Linked DNA regions of Homo sapiens: region 2 is linked to region 1. Evidence: read pairs that join two places in POLR2A ChIA-PET (ENCODE). Cell type or tissue: MCF 10A. All regions are shown on one strand.

Region 1 (2,500 bases):
AATTCACATAAGTATAGATCACAGACATACACTCATATATAACAAATGTAACTGAAAAGGTACCTACTGACAGTTTATCACTGAGCAAACTCCACATGACAAAGTTTCAAACAATTGTCTTACTTTGGGCATTAAAAGTATTCTTACAGTACATATTAATTATCAGAGCTGTCCCTGAAACCAGCTGCAGAAGTGTAAATAGGAAAAAAGAAACAAGAGGCTGGCCTAGAAATCAAGCTCCAGTCAGTCAAGACAGGCTCCCCCAGAGAGCCAAAGGGTCGACACAGAACACCCACACACTTAGTAAAAGGTACCTTCCTCAACCAACTGGAGTGGTTGAGTGCTTCATCTACAGCAACTGGCAATTTCAGTTATTTGGGTTTTCTTTAATGTGAACCTAATATTATATGAGAGAGTTCAAACTCTTAACATTGGCCAAAATCAGAATGTAATTACATCTGATTTCTTTACTATGATCATTAATTTTTTTTAAATGAGAACAGTGGGTCTTAAGAAGTTGAAACAATAGAGGGAAGCATTAACTCAGGCTGTCATTCTTATAAACCTGCCAAACTGACCCAGACTGCGGCCCAGGCCCTGGAGAAAGCCATGATCAGGTAGGCATATTAATGCATGATACACCATCTAGCATTTGTTTGATTTCACAAAATCTTCTTTAATATTGACATATGGCATATACTTTTTGAAACTAGCTTTGATAAAATTGACAGTGTCCCCTCAACTATAAGGTGAGATTTTAGGGTTTTGCATGTTTGCATTAGGTGCCCTCAGTAGTCATCCTGCTGTGTGTTTGCTTTATGAGCAATGAAGTAAAAGAATACAAAAACCCTTTCTCCATACTCATTACCTGTTCCGCCACCTCCACCCAACCCCTGAGAAAGTCCTGCTCAGAACTAAACCTAAGTTCTATTCCAAGAGTTTGGAGAAGGGGATTACCTCTATCTCTATTATTTCTGAGTAGAGCCAGGAGAAGTCTCAATTTCATGTTCCAGTAGTCGTGTAATATAGACCTTGAATCATAACCCTCACCCCTTGAGCCATGAACACGTTTAAATCTGCATAACTTCAAAATCATGTTTCTGGCAAAAAACAGATTAAGCTTTAAATGGATGTCCTCAAAGATGAACTGAGACCTTCTGAGTCTTCTGCAGTCTAACAGTTACCGCACCTGTCTAAACTTTTTTTATAATGAGTACACAAGCATATGTGTATAAACATAAGGACATCAAGACCCCAACCCCATCACTGAACCTAGTTTGACAGAAGCTTCCTGGATAGCCTACACTTCTCTGCATGAATACAACTGCATGATACTTACTGGGGAAGTAAGACATCTCGAATGAGAGCCAGAAGATTGCTGTCAGAATCAACACTGGCCTTCTCCTTGCCATCCCCAAACTCCTGGTTCACGAGTAGAGATGTGGTTTCTGAGAGCAACCGCAAGCTAAAGAGTCTCCACTCCACTTGAAAGAAAAAAAAAATGCCAAGAATGTGACTCCATGGAGACAGAATGAAAATAGAATGTGTAACTGATGCAATTCTTGCTGGTGTCATCACACTTACCATTTTGGCTTTGAACCAAGGACACCAAGGGTGGCAGTATATAGTCAACAACCTAAAAGAAAGCATGTAAAAGACTCAGAATCTCTATGAACACAAAACTGATATCAACCACTATCTATATTTTTTCCACAGACAGAATCCCTAATCAAAGGAGTGAAAAAAAGCAACGGCTAAGTTTATCCTGGATTTAAACTCTCCATGACATTTAATAAACCACCAAGCTCATTTAAATCTAAAAAAGTCCTCAGGTCAAAATGACATTATGAAAATCAAAACAGTAATTTATCAAAACCTTCAGGGTCTATGAAAGGAACTTTAGAATATAATGCAAAATCTAGTTGGCACAGGTTGGCATTAAACCATCAAATTAGTATGTATAAGCTGGTGATCATTACATCAAGTTTAACCTAAACAACAATCAAAATGTTGGGAAAAAAAAGACACAATAGTCCCCATGTTTTATCAAATACATCAAATAACTATGACAAGTTCGTCTTGGTTATTTTTAGAAATAGACCACAAAGATGTAAATCCACTATACAAACCACCCCTGTGAGTTCCTAGTTGTATCAGAGAACAATCAAATATGGTTTAAAACTTAACCCCAAAAAACAAGTATTTTCCTCCAAAATACCAAAAAAGAAAGAATCCCTACTCCAGTCTAATGATGAAAACTACTGTTTCATTTGATGAACTATTTTAGTGACAATAAACAAAATTCCCATTGTTTGTGTACTTGTTCTCTCTATACTGATAAAAGAGCAGGAGAATCTGTGCACAGCCAAACGACATCTTGCCGTCCATACCAACAAAACAACGCCCTGCACAGGCAAGAATCTCCATATGTGGCTGGTGGCCCATCAGTATTAACATATTCTATCTCCACTTGACATAGGAAATTTATATGTGACAGTAT
Region 2 (2,500 bases), 430 kb before region 1:
GGGACTCAAGAGGCCTGGCTAGCAACTGGAAATCTGTCTTTGGGGCTCTCAGCCCAACATGATCTCTTTCACGTGGATAGAAGGATGCCAAGAAGGTGCCTGGGGACCTGGGAGAGAGGCATTAATAACTAAACCCCAGGAAGTGTGCCCATGCTAATCGCCACAGTCCTATGAGAAAAACACTTGGGCATGCCTGACTCTGTAGCACCTATTTGCAGAATCATACACTCTCAGGGCTAGAATAGGCTCAGGTGGGGATTTATCTAGACCCACAATTCTAGACCCACCCAGAGACCTCACAATTCAGACCCTCCATAAAATGAGTCCATGTCCTGAAAGGCAGAGAAGAGAAGGCTTTGATTCTACTATTAGACTTGCTTCTCTTAATTCACCGTTGCCTCCTATTGTTATCTTTGTTAGTTTAAAATTTCTTGTAATAAACGCTTGTATGGCACTTTACATTTCAGAATGCTGTTTCCTATATGTTTTCTCATTTAATCTTCTCAACAGCCTACCTTACAAGGTAAGTATATATCATGTTTTATTTATGAGGTAACCAAAGCTGAAATTAAGGGGCTGCTACAGGAGTCCACACGGAGCCAGACTGTCTCCCCACCACGAAGGTGGAACCAGGATGGCTTCAGCTGACTTTGATCACAGCAACCGAGGCTGGATTATTGTCTCCTTAGTTAAGAGGCTCAACATTTTTTAATCAACCACTCATGATAGGTCACAGGGGTAACTAAACATTAACATGAACTCTGAATTATATATGAATGCATTCGCACCTCCACTGAGATCCTCTCCCACCTTCCTGAGTATGCCAGAGAACAGCTGCCAGTTCAACTGCATCAGGTGTGATTTCTGCAAAGATTTGCATCTCGGAAGAGCTGCATGTAAATTTGTTCTGAAATTGCACCCAACTTGATGTGTTCAAAAGACTACTGCTTAAAAATGCCAGCTGTAGTTCAATTATGTCTGAAGTATGCATAAACTTACACTGAAGGTACACTCCCCATCAGGCGTCTTCAGTGAGGATTCCCACTTCATTTTTCTCAGAACTGCCTCAAACAGGTCAGCTGACTACATCCAGGCTCAGTGCCCCGACCAGCCCTGCCATGAGATTGTGTGCAGAGGCTGTGCTCCCAGGAAATCACCCACAAGTTGCAAATAAATCAGAAGATGACTTTCATCCACAAGGCTGGTTAGAAGGTGCAAATAGAAATCTACAGTGACAGTTATGTGATCAAAGGAAGATGCCAAAATGGTATCATGTGTAGCTGACATAAATGTAGACATAAACAACGCCAATTGAAAACTACGTGGTTTGGCCATTTACCTGACTCTTATTCATAACATCAGCTGTTGTTCTGTATATAAGGATGAGTTAATTCAAAAATAAAAATTTTAAATTATATCAATCAGAGGTTCCAGTTCTGCGTAAGACAGAGAAAACACATGACACTCTTTCTCTCCCTCTGGATGCAAATCTACAGCGCAGCTATTTCAGAACACTGAAAAGCAAACAGCAACAGGTAAATAGGAGAGGACACTGAATTCAAAGCACCACTGAACTGGCAGTGAGTTTACCACTTCTTTCTTAGCCTGGATGCAACAAACCCAAACCCCAAAAGCCCTAGAAGAAACCCAGCTTGAGGAATAGAGAAGGGAAATCCCCAAAACCCTAGAGAGTAGATGAAACCCCCTCAAGATTGCTTTGCTCTTTTTTCTCCATCCTCTTGTGTCCCAGGCCATTCTGTGATGGCAGCAGTGGTAGTGGGGACAGAGGTGGCAGCAACAATAGCCAGCAAGAGGAGCCTGCAACCAGATCTCTATTCTTTCTCTGTTCTCCTAGTGTTTGGCCTGGATGTTGCATAATCATGGAACTAGGCAGTTTTAGGCCAGATAAAAAATGGGAAACCCAGAGAACCAGAAAGTACTGGGGAGAGAATGAATCAAGAAGAGCTTAGTAAAGTTACTCCATAAAACTGTTTATGAACTCTTGGCCTCACCCCCAACCTGTGTATGCATGGAACCGATCCCAATAGCATGCCCCAGAATTGAAGAACTGAGGTAACAAATATATCTCTGCTCACATCCCAGACTGACCCCTGGGGAGGGACACACCAGATAGATGCACATAGCACTGCAAAACCTGTGAAACCAATATGACACTGAAATTACAATTCCAACCTGCAGCCTGAACCTAATCAGCATGATTGCTTGCTAAAACAAAAATATCAATATTCTCTGTAGTATTTAACAAGACAGGGTCTTATAATGTAATATTTTTAATGACCAGGATACAATTCAAAATTACTTGGCAAAAGCAACCATAAAATCTCAGCTGACATGAAAAAAGACAATCAACAGAGGACAATAAACAAAATGACATATGTTGGAATTATCTGACAAAGACTTCAAAGTGCTATTATAAAAATGCTAAAAACAATCACTAACACTCTTGAAACAAGTATTACAATAGAATATATCAGTAAAA

What was found. Peaks named below come from ENCODE experiments on the same cell type or tissue, not always from the same donor. Only the 100,000 strongest peaks of a DNase experiment are listed, where the experiment ranks them.
Region 2: POLR2A ChIA-PET joins it to region 1 with 5 read pairs; 2 of 35 experiments call an interaction of 5 or more read pairs at or near these places.

The regions. Positions count from the first base shown.
Region 1 is chr3:41,680,169-41,682,668 of GRCh38, forward strand. ULK4 (unc-51 like kinase 4) reads right to left here. Exons shown (of 37, transcript NM_017886.4): 28 at 1,585-1,636; 29 at 1,340-1,484. Among named protein-coding and RNA genes, the nearest start is that of ULK4, 280 kb to the right of the region's middle. In MCF 10A, no CTCF peak of the experiment used is centred here; a DNase peak (open chromatin) is centred at 1,523.
Region 2 is chr3:41,249,924-41,252,423 of GRCh38, forward strand. The region is part of intron 35 of ULK4 (unc-51 like kinase 4); the gene reads right to left. Among named protein-coding and RNA genes, the nearest start is that of CTNNB1, 52 kb to the left of the region's middle. In MCF 10A, no CTCF peak of the experiment used is centred here; no DNase peak of the experiment used is centred here.